2 separate regions of the Homo sapiens genome follow, and region 2 is linked to region 1. A link is a loop called in an ENCODE intact Hi-C map of the cell type or tissue named here. Cell type or tissue: GM12878. All regions are shown on one strand.

Evidence for each region. Peaks named below come from ENCODE experiments on the same cell type or tissue, not always from the same donor. Only the 100,000 strongest peaks of a DNase experiment are listed, where the experiment ranks them.
Region 2: a loop joins it to region 1, with 2.8 times the contacts of the local background. A loop is called at or near these places in 5 of 110 quality-filtered maps.

The regions. Positions count from the first base shown.
Region 1 is chr10:45,461,426-45,469,425 of GRCh38, reverse strand. It overlaps MARCHF8 (membrane associated ring-CH-type finger 8), which reads left to right. Exons shown (of 8, transcript NM_001282866.2): 4 at 5,099-5,187; 5 at 5,430-6,275. It overlaps LOC105378286 (a long non-coding RNA gene), which reads right to left and starts at 5,151. Exons shown (of 3, transcript XR_945919.1): 1 at 5,068-5,151. RefSeq lists an enhancer at 4,941-6,140. In GM12878, a CTCF peak has its summit at 4,263 (motif pointing left); DNase peaks (open chromatin) are centred at 4,235 and 6,929; H3K4me3 peaks cover 4,202 bases; H3K27ac peaks cover 4,974 bases.
Region 2 is chr10:45,304,675-45,312,674 of GRCh38, reverse strand. OR13A1 (olfactory receptor family 13 subfamily A member 1) reads left to right here. Exons shown (of 4, transcript NM_001004297.3): 2 at 4,867-4,936; 3 at 5,108-5,249. Among named protein-coding and RNA genes, the nearest start is that of OR13A1, 6.9 kb to the left of the region's middle. In GM12878, a CTCF peak has its summit at 3,725; a DNase peak (open chromatin) is centred at 3,724.

The DNA.
Region 1 (8,000 bases):
TTCTTTACCTGTCATCCCAAAGTCGGAAAGTTGTTGCAGTTGGTTGTGCTTCTGCAGTTTTGTTTTACTTTTTAAAATCATCAATCACCTGTTATTTTAAGAATGAATTTCTGTTTGGGAAATGTTGCTCAGTGTAAAGTGGCATTATGGTTTTGTGGGTCTCTGTGACAAGTCCATGTCCCTCCATCCAGGTTCCCTGGTCTCCCTCCTGAGTAGTCTGTGCAGCACCAGCACAGATGGCAGTGGTGCCTCTCTCTGCTTGTTTCACTTTGTGTGTTCATTACTGGACATAATGAGAACTTTTCCCATTTTTTTAATGATTGCTGATATTTCTTTCTGTAGATGGAACAGTGTTGCCTCAGCTCCAAGGTGATGGGCATTTAGGGTGATTCCAGCCGTTTGCTGTCACAAACTAGTGCAGTGTACAAACCTCTTCCCGCAGGTGTGTGAGGATGAATTCCTAAAAGAATTGCTGAGACAAAGTATATGTGCCTTTGTCATCCTGAGGGCAGTTGTCATCCTGTGGAGGTTTACCATTTGCTCTCCCACCAGCAATGTATAAGCATACCTGCTTCCCAACACTTCCGCCAACACATATTATTTGATTAATTTTCTTGGCTGATAATGGTATCTCATTGTAGTTTTAATTTGTATTTCTCATTGTGAGAGAAATGAAGCATCTTTTCATGTTTTGAGAGCCATCTGTGCATCTTTTCCCATTGTTTCTGTTAAGTCATTGATTTGCAGTACTGTAATTTGTGATGAGTTGTAAACATGAGCTCTTCTGGCCTCTTAACCATCCTTATCCAGCCTGTCTTCACGTTCCTCCTTGCCTAAAAACAAGCTCACTCAAACAGATCATTCCTGTGGCCCTCTCCCTTTTGAAATAAATCAGATGGGCAAATTTGCTTTTGTTAGGGGCCTGAGACCCAAATGTTTAAAAGTAGCTTAGCTGATGAGTGAAAAGGAGGCCCAGTTGGGGGTTGCACAGAAAATGAGGGGCGTGGGTAATAGAGGAGGCTGGGCAGTAACCTGGCAGAAGGCGCCAGAGGCCAAGGAAGGTGCGCTGGTGTCCTGCAGTGAGAAGGATGTGTGCACTATCAACTGGGTAAACACACTGCTATAGCTGCTCCAGCGACAGCAGGCACTCTCAGAAGGGAACTGAGAAAAGGGGAATGCCAGTTTCTGCCAAGGATATATGGAAAAGTTTTTTTTCCCCGTATGTTCTTTGGCAACCTTGTTAAAATCATTTAAAATGGTGAATTTGATAACAAAGCCAGCCACTAAAAGACTTGGATGTAGCAAAACAAATTGTCAAAAAGTATTTATCATTTCTAAGAAATAAAATAAACTGGGATTTAGGCTTGGATAGAAATCCAGAGGTTTGTTTTGGCATAATTAATTACAACATCTGAAGAAGGGAGGATTTTTACAAGAATTTTTTTTTTTGTAGTGAGATTGCTTTATATTCCTTTTCATGACTGGAGAGTCTGTCATTTGGCAACCCGCAAAGAACTTCAGGAACAGAGGGCCTAAGTTTTCTTGACACATTTGGATTTTTGCATGATGAACATTTGCACTTTTATTAGTAATTGTCGAGTCGTGTGTGGTCTGATCCTATGGAGAGGAGAGTGTAGGTGTTCTCTGGAGCTAGTACTGCCCCCGGCTCACACGTGCCACACTGCCTGCTGCTTTCAGAAAGAGCAGGACGGCTGGTCCTGTCCCATCTAGTGAGGTCCTGTCCCATCTAGTAAGGTTCTGTCCTGCAGAGCTCCTAAGAGGGGATTGCTGGCCTTTGATTACACTGGCTTCCAGAATCTGACCATGGAACCATTATTTGAAGCTGTCAGCTTCATTTTGTTGTTGATCAGGCCAGTCTTTTAGGTCTTTGTTGGTTGATAGATTTCTCTCAGGTCTATAGCAGCAACAAATAAAGCTCTTTAAAATTATTTTCTTGACCATTCTGCCTATGGATTGGTTCTGACCTTTGAAATGTTTGCTGTCCTTTAGATCGTGACAGAAGGAGCCTCTTCTGGGAGCTGTGAAGACCCCACAGATCTCACTGGTTTTCTTGCTTTTATTGGAAGAGTTAGCATTTGTTGAAGTTTATATTTATGTAAAATAACAATAAGTAGATTTTAAAATTTTTCTTTAAATTCTGTGATCTAATAAGAAGAGAGACTCTTTCTCTGTCATTGGGAGGCTTGATGAGGATCGGACATACCTGCTGAGAGTATCCTGTAATGTTTTCATAAGATTGGAAATGGTGAAATGAGAGCAGAAATGTAGGCAGAGGATGCCAACGCTGTTTCCTATTTCCTAAGTAAAACTGAGCAGGGCAGAATCTCCCCAGCCCTGCCAGAACTCCCTTCCTCCTTGGGTCCGCTGTCACTGTCATGCTGGCCTTGACATCTGCTACAAGTGCACACACATGGGGAACCACACAGGGAAGTGAACACATGTCCTGACGTGTGTGTGTGCCTGGTGTGGCTGCTTCCTTGATCCAGGCTTTGTTTTGTTACGAGGCTCTGCCCTCCTACCTTCAGGCCTTGCTCCTCATCATGGGCATGCAAGGATGGAATCGTTACCCCAGAGTACACTTTTTGACTTGGATTACTTGTAGTTTAGTACTGGAGTTCAGAACTTTAATTTCCCATCAGAAACCTGCCTCCCGGACCCAGGACACTGACCTTGATTGGGCACGATTTTCCAGATAAGACCTTACCTCCTCCCAACAGGGTTTGCCTTCCCTTCAGAATACAGGAAAGTACACGTGGTTCCAAGAGGACCATGCTCTTACTAAGATAAAAGGGAGGAGGGTGACTAGGTACTTTCCTCTGCTGCCATCCCTTGAAGGAAGGGGGCTTCCTTCAATGCCTCATCAGTTCCAGGGAGTATGCTTGACCCAGCAACACAGAGGAAGAAGTGACCTCATAGCAATGAGGGGCAAGCATGTGGATATTGCTGGGTATTTCTTCCTCAAAGTCTACCTGGGGACAGGTGATGAAGACGCTTACTTCTCTGCAATACACCGTGATCAGGCTTTGGTCTTCATGACACATTTTAGCCTTGCCTATGTGTGTTGAACAGAGCTGGTCATCCTCAGAAATAAAAGAAGAGAGCAATAAGTACAGGAAGGCTTTCAGTCCCAGAATAGTGTTAGGACTAAATGTCAGAGAACAGGGGGACTGTAGGAGTTTGGGGACCTTAGCATGGATACCCTCTCAATCTGCTCCCCTGTGGTATAAACAGTAAAGCCCATTGTACTAAAAGGCCTTGAGTGCTTGTCTCTGGGGCAGGTGGAGCCAGTGATGGGTGCCCCGAGAGGAGGATGCTGGAGAGGGGACAGTGTCTAAGGCAGTTGGAGAAAAAGGACAATGGCTTATGCAGTCAGGCCTAGAAGATGCAAGGGATGTCACAGCATAGTGTCCACAGGCATCCCTAGATGTCTTTCATTTTGTTTCAGGAAGAATATTGACAAAGGTAGTGATGGGAGGGTTATTTCAAGGATGCTATTTTCATGTGTCCAAGTAAACTTAAGATTCCTAAGAACTTTGACCTCTAATGCTTTTAAAGACCGTGTACCTCATGCCCATATGCACATTCAGTTAGAAAATAAATGTAGATTCTTTGGTGAATTCGAAGATGTGCTCATGGAGTGGCACAGCGTGATCTCAGTGTACACATGAAGCATGCTGATGAGAGCTTCTTGGATCTTGTTTCTTCAGGTGGACTTGCATTAAAGTGCTGTTGAATCTCTGCACTGGGAGTGGGAGCAGCCATGCGATGGGTGCCTTAATCCGAGTGCCATCCTGGCTCTCTCCAGGCTGCTTCATTTGCTGTGAGGGGTAGGGGGAGGAGGAGTTTCCAGGCAATGGCCTTATCTGTTCTGGTGGTTGACCAAGGGTCGGGGGTCCCAAAGGTGGAGTTCCAGGATGAGAGTGCACCCTTGGGGATGGTACTTAGAAAGAGTGGGGACTAGGCCTCAGCCAGGGAATGGTGGGCCAGGGTGGAGCTCCTTTGTATCAAGGAGTTAGGGCCAAGGGCCATGCAGGTGGGCCTGCAGAAGGTGGGTGGTGATATGGCCTTTCTGGTGATAACAGACTCGTGGCACTGTTTTCCTGGGGCTGTTGGGGTTGCATGGAGCAGATTCTTACTCAGGCTTACTGTCTTAAGGAGGGAAGAATGCTTTTTTATGAATACGCATAGGTCTGTGGGGCTGTGGAGCCTGGGGAATCCGAGGCTGGCGTGGGAGTCTGGGGCCCTCTAGCGGTGGTGGTGCATCCTCAGCTCAGTGCCACTCACTGTCCCTATTTCTCTCTGTCCATTTCTCTCCTCACTGCAGTGCTTCCTCTCCTTCCTAGATTTTTTTCTCTAAGTTTGACTATTCACCACCCCAGAGACTCTGTTCTATCCCATGACCTCTTGCTGTACTTTCTTTCAAATCTAAATTTTCTTGATTATTTTTCTTAATTTACAGTTTCAAGATTAGATCTGTTGGGAGCATTCTGTGCTCTACCTCAGCCCCTGGTTGAGCTATGGATTGGTGTCCCCCATGGTGACGTGGTCTGGACTCCCTTTTGTGTGAAGAGCTGTGGCAGGGCAGTGAGGTTTTGTGGAACTCAGGGAGCATCTGGCACTATGTATGAGGTTGTGAGGTGGGAGAGAGCTCTTAAATCTACCAGCCTTGTTGATCTTGGGAACTAGGAGAGAGTGCTAGGGAAGCCAGTGCCAGCAGGCCTGGAGCCTCATATTTCTTTGGCATTTGTATGATACCTTCTAGTACTTCGTTTTTTGACTTATATATGAACTAACTCAATTTAGATGCTTAGAAAATAAACGGCCACTGGACCTGCAAGAGATTAGTAGTGGTGTTCCATAGCCTTAGACATTTCTTACACTTTTATCCACAGATAAGAAAAAAATAGTGATATTTGATTTGTTTTGCCAAGGCTTAGAAGGATCTAATATGTGTTACTCGTTGAGCAGCGGGAAGCAGCAGACATTTCTAGGGTTTCTCCCTGTCACCATTCAGGAGACAGTGCACACAATCCCCTTGGCTCTTACCTGAACACTGACCACAGGTCTGTCATTGCAGGCTGGGAGTCCTCCGTCAGCATCAGCTCCGGCTCCGGTGTCCTCCTTCTCTCGCACTTCTATCACGCCATCCAGCCAGGACATCTGCAGGTAACACTCTGCTTCAGATGCTGCCATGATCAGTGTGCAGCCAGAAATAAGCATTAGTGTCTGTAGGTTCTTGAATTTCCATTTGCTTAATCAATCTGCCTTTGGTCTAAACAGTTGGCGAGTTTTATGTGTGGTTTGCTCACCAAGTTACCCATGCTAGTCTCATTTCTTCACTATGATGTCTATTCTCTTTTAAAATTGTTTTTACTTTCTGTGCTTTTATCCCACTGTTCTGCATGCAGTTCCAGTGCAGTGTTTTCTGAGTGTTGTCACCACAGTTCCGTGCAGTCTGCTGTTGTCTCGAAAGCTCCTCACTGCCAGAGTTCTCTGACACAAGGGCTCACTGTGACAGTTATCTGTAAGGACACATTACAGGCGTCAAAGAGAAATTCCTTTGGTTCAGAATGGGCCCAGGCCTTGAAGCCTGCTAAGAATACCAAAGCCAGAAGAACACTAAAGTTCTCAAGGTCCCTCAATGATGTGGGTGAGAAGGCGCAGGATACTTCAGAAAGTTTTGCCTATGTGGAAAGAACTTGTTCTGAAGGGAAATTAATACTCCCTCAAGATACGTGTCTCAGAACTAACAGGTTTCATCATAAAGAAAAAAGAACCCTGAACCACAAACCTCTTGGCAATTCCAAACATTCTTGTGTTTCATGCCTTTCTGCCGGTCGCTCAACTGCCTCAGAGGTGGAAGCTGGCAAGGGGGGCAGGCCCGGCCTGCTGCTGGAAGAGAAGGCGGATGGTGAGGCCACGTCCCGAAGCCGGCAACTGCTCCAGTACCTGTTCTCACTCTCGCACGGCTTGAGCGCCAGCAGCCTGCACAGGTTCCATGAGCTGGAGAGCTGCGCTGCTCGCCTGCACACTGCCAAGTCCTCCAGCGGGCTGGCAGGGAGTATGGGCTTCTGCTCTGACGAGATGGGAGACGACGATGTCTTTGAGGACAGCACATCTGCAAAACTGAAGAGTAGGGTTCTGCGGGCGCCCCTCTGCTCCACGGAAAAGGACAGCGACCTGGATTGTCCTTCTCCCTTCTCTGAAAAATTACCCCCCATATCTCCCGTGTCCACGTCAGGGGATGTCTGCAGGTTGGTTTGCCAGGAAGTGCCATTCTAGCCATCTCTGCTCGCATCAGGAACCTCCTCTTGCTTTAGTATGTGAAGTTTCAGGAAAATGAAGTAATAGGAAGTTGTAACCAGTTGTGGGTTGATGGTTTTCTCCAGAAGAATGGAGTATCAATATCGTTTGAAAAACTTAATTTTTATGATGTGAGTCCCAAGATAGTTTTACAAATGATAAAAGAGGAAGAAGCTGGCTGGGCGCAGTGGCTCACGCCTGTAATCCCAGCACTTTGGGAGGCTGAGGCGGGTGGATCACCTGAGGTCAGGAGTTTGAGACCAGCTTGGCCAACGTGGCGAAACCCCGTCTCTACTAAAAATACAAAAATTAGCCGGGCGTGGTGGCGGGCGCCTGTAATCCCAGCTACTCAGGAGGCTGAGGCAGGAGAATTGCTTGAACCCGGGAGGCGGAGGTTGCAGTGAGCCAAGATTGCGCCATTGCACTCCAGCCTGGGCAACAAGAGTGAAACTCTGTCTAAAAAAAAACAAAACAAAACAAAAAAAAAAAGAGGAAGAAGCTACACATATTAAAGGCCAAGCTGACTCTTCTAAACTAAAAATAAGTAGACTTTGCATAAAGAAACTGGAAGAAAGAAACTAGTATCTTCAGTTTTCCAGCCTGATGGTCCAGATTTTAAGCATTGTTGCATCTCCCAGCCTCTTTTTTAACCCTTGCTCCCTACCTACCCCCAAAAGGTGTGTGGGGACTGGCTGTTCTCCAGTAGCTCCTTCCTTCCTTCTTTTTAACTGAGGTGTAGCCACCTATGTCCCATCCTAACTCTGTTTCCCCCCTTTATCTTCCCTTGTGCAGCATCCTTGTCTGGCCTCCATAATTCACTTTTTGTCATGACTCTTGTGCCCTCCTCATTCTGACCTTTCTCCAGTCTCCGCTCCTTAGTGCCAGCTGTCATCATTTCTAACATTTGGATCAGAGATCCCCTCACTAAAACAGCCTGAGAGCCTGGCTCCTTCCAGGACGAGTGCCCCAACCTGTTCTCTAGCTGCTGGAAAAGACCCCTCTGTTTCTTAAAAGCCTGTTAAGTTCCTTCAGGCTAGTAGCTACACCTTGTTGCATACTTCCTTGGAAATAGAGAGTGCTTTCAAATTAATTTCTCACTTATTGCTATTAGTGGTCCCAAGAAAAAGAGATGAAATTGCAGCATCTTGTAATGGTGAGTTTTTTAGGTCTAGGAGAGAGGTACTGTCATCTTTGTTTACTTGCTGAGAGACGACAGAAATGTGTAGTTGTGGGGTATGAAGGTAAAGTCAGTGATTATAGCTAAAAAGCAAACGTCATTTAAGGTCACTGGTATTTTTGGATGTTGGAATGCAGGTTTTGTTTTACATAGAAATTTTCCCTCTAATTATTTTACCATCTTATGTTCTGGAAAATGATTCCATGTTGCTTTAAATTCATCTTTCAGTGAAGTTCTTATTTCTTACCAAAAAATGACAGCTTTGTCATTTCTTACATCGTTTTTTCCTTTCTGTTGCCAAATGCCCTCCAGACTTTCCATGTTGGTGCGGTAAGCTAGACATTTTTAGTTTGTAGTGATTGTTTTCGTTTGTGTTTGTATGTTTTTGTGCCCATAGTCACTTCTGTAATGTTCGTTTCTGAGTTTCCTTTGGGGGGATTAACCTGCCACTGAAGTGTCAGCTTCCCTGTCATGGGACTGTCCTTGGAATGACAGGTTT
Region 2 (8,000 bases), 160 kb after region 1:
TTTTGCTGCTTTCAAGATTGTCTCTTTGTCTTTGACTTTTGAGAGTTTGATTATAGTGTGTCTCACTGTGAGTCTCTGGGTTTTCTTTAACATTTTTTTTTTGTTCATATCTTCTGATGATGAATTCCTTTAACTTTTATATTTGTGAAATGTTTTTTCTTCATTTTCAGAAGGTATTTTTAGTGAGTGTAAAATTCTACATTGACAGTTTTTTTCTTTCAGTACTGTTTAGTGTTTCTCTACTGTCTTCTTGCTTGTACTGATTGTATAGAAACTCTGCTGTAATTCTTATCTTTGTGTCTTTGTACTTAATGTGCCTTTTTACTCTGCCTGTTTTTAAGATTTTATTTTTATTATTGATTTTGATCATGTGGCTTGGTGTGAGTTTCTTCATATTTATTGTGCTTGGGGTTCATTGAGCTTATTAAGTCTGTAGGTTTATATTTTTCATTACATTTAGAAAAATTGTAGCCATTATTCATTCAAATTTTTTTCTGTTCTTCTCCCATTTCTCATGCCCTTATGGGGTCTAATTATATGTATATTAGGCTATTTGAGGTTGTCTTACAGCTCACTTACAGTTCTTATGTTTATTTTTCCACTTCTATTTCATTTGGGCAGGTTTATTATACTTTTCCCTAATTTGCTAATTTTTTTGCAATGTCTAATCCACTGTTAATCTCATCCAATGTATTATTAATTTCAGACATTGTAGTTTTCATCTCTAGAAATTGTTCATCTTTTTATATCTTCTTTGTCTCTATTTGATATGCTAAGTCTTTTCTCTAGCTTCTTGAGCATATGAAATATAGTTATGACAACTATTTTATTTTATTACAACTTTTACCTTAGGTTCAGAGGTACATGTGCAGGTTTGTTATGTAGGTAAACTCGTGTCACAGGAGTTTGTTTATTATTTCATCACTCAGGTACTAAGCCTAGTACCCAATAGTTGTTTTTCTGTTCCTCTCCCTTCTCCTACCCTCCAACTTCAAGTAGGCCCCAGTGTTTATTGTTCCTCTCTTTGTATCACTACTATTTTAATGTCTCTACTAGTTCTCTTATTTTTGTCATTTCTGAGTTGATTTTATTTTTCTCACTATGGCCATATTCTCCTACTTCTTTGAATATCTGGTATGCAAATTATACCTAGTATGGATATTATATCAAGACCCTGTCGCAATATGGATACCTAAAAGAAAATAACAATGTTTACCAGTTTGCTCTAAGCCTTTCTTAGCTCTTTTGCTTGTTTCTCAAGAACAAGCACAGAGGGTGGAGCTCAACCAAGACTGAAGTTAAAGATGTAGAAAGATTGAGATGGGAAGTAATTAAGTTGAGGAGCTCTGATACAATGGTATTTCTCTTTTTAATCATGTAAGATGCAAGCCCAAGATAATATGTTGGGAAAGTTGAAGGCGAATGTCTTGAGAAATATGAAATGCACCCAAGGCTATGGCTGGGTGATAGAAATAACTAAAAAGTTTTAAAAGGATTGTTTTATAGCTGGTCCTTGCTGAGGTTAGGGGATAGGCCTGGAAAAATTGAGCAGTGGTATTGCCCAGGCAGGACTCCTCATGACATTCTCCAGATCCCTAAGTTTTTCCAAGTTTCCAAGCATTTCCTTGGCCAGCAAGTCATCTCGCAGCACAGATCCTACTCTCTTTCAGTCAGTCATTCCACAACTCTACAAAGCATTTTTCTCCATCAAATGGGAACTTTTGGGGTTCTGCATAATTTTTCAGGGTTCCACCACTTTTGACTCTTTCTGGATACCTTGTAAGGATATTATAACTCTTTAATTCATGTCCTTGATTTTCTCTTTTAACTTTTAATACTGTTCATTGCCTGTTTACCTCTTTCACCCTCTTCTTTTCACTTCCGCCCTCTTTCTTGTGTAAGTATATAATCATCCTTTTTTTCTTCCTCGAATCTCAGTTCTCGGGAGTAACATATACAATTCATTCTTACTTCCAGTCTTTTATTCCTAAGTTCCTTATCTCTAGTTCTCTTGCATATTTGTGGCAATTATTAGTTTTTTTCCAAAAATCCATTCTCCCTTTTTCCTGTACATGTATCTTTCCAGCTTGACCACATTTCCCAGCTTCCCTGGCAGCTAGGTGAAGCAATGTAACTAAACTTTTGCCTGTAAAATATGAGCAGAAGTTATGTGCACAATATCTGCCTCACTTGCTTAAAATAAATTGTATTATTTGAGCTTTCTATATTGTCCCTTTTTACAACTAAAATGTAGAGGTTATGGCAACTTTTATGGTAAAGAGAATCATCACGTAGGAGATCAAGAATCATTGATTTGAGAGGAACCTAAATCCTTTAATGACTTAGTGGAGCAAGACTGCCCCATCAGTCTGGAAGCTACCCCACAACTTATGTATATCTTCAGATTGTTGAGCAAAAGAGAAAAAATGAAGCCACTATATATTTAGGTCTCTTCATGTTAACAGTTTAGCTTTTAACCTAACACACATTTATTCCTGAATGGTAGCATATTATTAACATCACAGGAAGGGAATTCCTTGTTCATGGATCTTTTATTTTGTTGAAATAAAGGTAATCTGCTTGGGCTTAATACTGCCAAGGCAGAATTTTTTGGAATAATTATTTCTATAGATGACCCATTCATAATGACAACTAACATGGTTTCTAAAATGGATTCATGTACGTCATCTTATTTAGTCCCCGCAAAAATTCTGAAGGTAGGTATAATTATTCCCATTCTATATATTGAAAAATTGGGATTCAGAGAGACTACGGACTTATACAAGTTTCTGCAGCTATTTAAGAAACAGAGTAAAGTCTCAAAGCCATTAATGAACTGTTTAGTTTAGTGCTGCTTAGTAAAATTAGAACTGTTTGAAGTGCGTTTTAATAGTAAACCCATCGATATTTAGTCAGCTCTCTGCTTGCTAACTAATATGGAAGAAAAAACATACATCTACGTACATCCTGAATTGGGAGAAGGGAAATAAAATATTGCCAATCCCCTTTCCTGTATTAGGTACTGTGATAAGGCGATAAGGCTTTTCATTATTATAAATGAGTCCTGGAGAGGTTAAGCGCAGTCACCCAAAGTCACATGACCAGTAACTTTCAGAGATTTTACCCCAGGTCTGGAAAGACTCTGAAGCCCATGTTATTGCCTCCAGAGCCTGGTGGAGAACCCCTGAATGGGACAGAGACTCAGCAGACAGAGTGGTCCTTTCCTTCCAGGGAGTCAGGGAAGGTTTGGTAGGGGAGATAGAGTTAGATCTGGGTGGGATTTGGATGAAATGAGATCAAGCAGGGATAAATAAGATCCAAGCTGTTTATGAGGGACAGGGAGAGGCCAGCTCTGTTAGAAAGAGTGGTTTATACAGAGAAGCATGGAAACATTTGCTCCATGCCTCGCCTTCCATGGATAGCAGTCCAGAAATGCTACTTGCCTGCCTGACAGTCTTTCTCCAGTCCCCAGGTGTGGACACGTTCTGAGCACCTGAGCCTGGGTCTGCCCTGACCCAGATTCTGTGAGCTGGGACAGAGAATGTGTCCTGCTGTCCCTCCTCCCCCACTTGGGCCCACACCCTTTTCTACACATTTGGATTAGAAATCTGAATTGGCCTTTCTGTGAACCCCAATGACAGGCAAGTCCCCAGTAAAGAAGCACTTAATTTAATTGCTCCTTCAGGGTCCACTTAGAGTAATAGTTGTGAACAGCTCTCCCTAGTGTCTCCCACAGGCAGTGACAAATGTTGCTAAAGATAAGTCACAAATTCTTGGCAAGGCCATCTTAAATATGGGAAGGAAACCTTGTTCAGTCCTGAACAGTCCTGTTCAGACTGATCTTATCACAGGTTGCACACTGCCTCAATGTCACCATGTTTCTACCCTCAGTTGTGCTTGGCAGAGAGAGGACAGCTATACATAAAGTCTGTTCACTCTACAAAGGTGAAATCATTTTTTTTAAGGTAATTATGATTGTTCTGAGGATGGTGATTGAGTGACATTTAAAAAATGGGAAAAGTTCTACTCATAACTCTGTCTGCTTAATTTGCTTATATAAAAGACTTAATGGTTTTTGTTGAGTTGATCCAGAGTCAGTAACATTTGAATATGTGTTATTACCATTTGATCAGTAACAAAACAACAGGGTAAGTGGGATGCCAAATGTGGCTGAGAGTTTAGGGTTTACATTCCACACCCCAGCCTTAAATACGTTTGTATAAATTATTGGTTGATTTTTCTTTTTCATGGCTTTTCTTTGACATTTGATGGGGCTGGATTTATGGAGGCAACCAACAAATTACACAGCAATGAATTCTGGACTGTAGTCCCACAGCCTTGAGCCTAGATACTAGCTGTGTCACTAATACTCTGTGTGACCAGGGTAAGTTATTTAGATACATTTATGACTTTCCAAATCAATAGGTTGGACAAAGTTATCTTCAAAATGTCTTTCAGATTTGACCCTGAACATATGCGATTCTGGCATGTTCTGATTTTTAGTTTTCTGTTCTTGAAGCATGTCTACAATAGAAATGCCTACCTTCATATACAATAAAAGGACATTAGATTAATATGGTGTCTGTGAAAATCATTGAACAGCTTTAGAGATAAAAATAATGAAATGAGTCAAGTTCTCCATTATTAATTAAATCTTTTAAATTTTCTGTTTATGAAACTATGAACAATAAATTGGAACAAAGATATAATCTCACTACAAGTAAATTGTATTTTATGTAAAATATAATTTGTCTTTAGAAAATACTCAATGAAATTACCTTTTTAATTTCAGAGATTTTGAGGACTATTATTGTTATTTCTTTAAAGTGATAAATGTAATCCAAGATGCCTTTTTTCCCCCTTCAGAAGCTTGAGTGCCCAAGGGTTTGATAAATGTGGAAAATAACCGCTGTTCGAATATCCTGTTGGCCTGCTGGTGAGATGTCATCGTGTTGTCTGAATGCAGTATGTGTTTAAACTTGCCATTTATTACCTGAAATTGTGTTATTTTGCCTCATACCCTTAGTAATACTCTTGTAATGCTGGCTGAGAATTGAAGCAAATGCCCTATGAAACTCAAGGGAGCAAGGTCTTTGTTATTTTTCAGAAGAAATGACTGGCTGAGGCTGTAAAGAAATCTTGTGGTCATTCTCATGGAAAGAGGATTGGAGCCCCGATTCTTTGATCTCATTATTGACCAGTTGATTGAGAAGACTGTCCTCCTGTCCCCACCCAATCACAATAAGTGGGTAATTACCTGAGGGCTAATTTGCTCCTTGAATGTGAATACATTTGTGGAAATTTCCTTGTGCTCAGCACCTGTTCAAAACATCCATTTGTATTGCAGAGCTATTGTTTTTCTAATCTCATTGTGGAGCTAAGAGAGAGATTGTGTTTAAGGTTTCCTTCGTAATAGGTTTTCTTGCTCCAGGAAGGATGCGTGACAGACTCTGCACACTGCTGCTTGGTAGGTGTTCAGTGATGGATGCGTTTTCCATCTCCCAGGTACAGCTGCAGCTGTGCTGACTCTGGTGCGTTTGTAATATGCACTGTGGAGTGCACCATGATTTCATGATGGCTGGAGAAATCTGGTGGCTAGAATTCTAGGGAGGAGGACATGAGTCGGAAGTGCAGAAACCTCACACTGGGACATTGATGGAGAAAATCCAATTCTGTCCCTGGAGTTAAAGAGGAGTCACTCACTGGGCCATCATAAGAGCAAATAAAGTTACAGTTATTTCTTCAGATCCACAACTCAAACTCAGCGAAAGTAATTATTCACTCTTTTTGTCCCAAACAATAATGAAATCAGCTAAAGCATATTGTATTTATTACTTCCACTCAAGTTATTGAGCTGTTCTGACACCTTGTTGCTGGGAAGATACACAGATGGAACACCATCATTTCCATTGATTCTGATCATACCCCACGCTAATATAGCCTTATTGCTCTGAGTCATAGGGATTTTATGCTTGCCTATTCAAAAAACAGTTTTTACCTTATTAAAAGGTGATATGACCTGAGCTGGAGATGATGTTTGGTCATTTTGTGTAAACCTTTTAATATTTTAGTGGTAAATACATTTCTTGAATCTTGACAAAAACATAATTAAAATGAACATATTTAAAATGGACATCTTCCAAATGTTCATTTTTAAAACAAACATCTTCCAAATGTTCATTTTTAAAATGAATATCTTCGTTAACTTTTTTTTTTTTTTTTGAGACGGAGTCTCGCTCTGTCACCCAGGCTGGAGTGCAGTGGCGCGATCTCGGCTCACTGCAAGCTCCGCCTCCCGGGTTCACGCCATTCTCCTGCCTCAGCCTCCAGAGTAGCTAGGACTACAGGCGCCCGCCACCACGCCCGGCTAATTTTTGTATTTTTAGTAGAGACGGGGTTTCACCGTGTTAGCCAGGAAGGTCTCGATCTCCTGACCTTCTGATCCACCCTCCACGGCCTCCCAAAGTGCTGGGATTACAGGCGTGAGTCACCACGCCCAGCCTCTTCCTTAACTTTTAATGAATAAAGAGTTGAAAGGGAAAAACCAAATGTGCACTATGCTGATTTTATCTTGAGCTGTACAGAATGTGCAGTAACTTAAGAATATAAGTCATTCTGCTGTTATTCATACTAGCCTATTCTTTAGCATTATTTAAACACACATATTTGAGTGTCTACACACTGCCTGCTAGGCAGGGGGCTGGGTGCCAAGAAGGGATGTCCAGAGATAAACGGGCATATGTGTTAATCTTTTAGGGCACAGTCCAGTAACCTGATCAAGGAGTGACGTGTATTGTGTACTAGGATAGAAGTCAGTATCAGAGGAAACACAAAGGAAAGAGTGGTACTTTCTCCCCAGGGAAGGGATGCTCAGAAAGAGGGGGCTGATTATGTCCCTGGTTCATGAGAAAAAGGGCATTCCTGGCTCAGGGAGTGGGAAGAACAAAACCAAGAAATCCTGGAATGGCTTGGTGCATCAGCCAGTCTGTGAGTGCAGGGCATGGCTGGAGTTCTGGCTTTAAGATGAGTGGGAAGAAAGGCTGGAGAGGAGGTGGATCCAGGAAAAGTTGCTGGGAGCATTTATTCTTTTGGCAATGGGAAGCCATGGAAGAACTGTTGTAAGGAGGATTCTGTGTGATACATCTGCCTTTTAGAGAGGTCATTTTATAGAAAAAGTAGAAAATACAGACCAGCAAAAATTTAAAAAGTGAAAACAATCACTGTTCAAGCTCTGGTCTAGCACTCACCAGTGTTTTTCCTACAGGTGCATATACAAACATGCTTTTACATTTTATTTTTATTTTAAATTTTTCACTATCCTCAATATCAGTGGAAACAAATCTGCTTTTTTAATTTTTTTTTTAAAAATGAGATCCTATTGTACACATTATTTTAAATTTTTTTTCATTCTTTCCTTTTTTTAAAATTAAAACAATTTTTTTTGAGACAGTCTCACTCTGTCGCCCAGGCTAGAGTGCAGCATCGTGGTCTCAGCTCACCGAAACCTTGCCTCCCAGGTTCAAGCGATTCTCCTGCCTCAGCCTTCCAAGTAGCTGGGATTACAGACATCCACCACCACCGTGTCAGGTTAATTTTTGTATTTTTAGTAGAGAATGGGGTTTCACCATTTTGGACAGGCTGGTCTTGAATTCCTGGCTTCAAGTGATCTGCCTGCCTCGGCCTCCCAAAGTGTCATTCTCCTTTTAAAAGCATCAGTAAAACACTTCCAAAGCATTACTTTGATAATTAGACAGCATTTATATCAATTTACCATAATATACTCACGTTTAAGGGTATAGATTGTTTTAAATTTCCACTATTATAAATAGTGCTGCTCTGACACCTTCAGGATGCTTTTTATTATTCCTTAGGATACATTTCTGGAAGAGGAAGTTCCGGCTCAAATGGAATACATATTTTAAAAGGCCTGCATCTTTGCAGCCATTCTAATGCTAGTTAATATCATGCTTTTCTAACTTTGCCAGATCATGGATGATGAA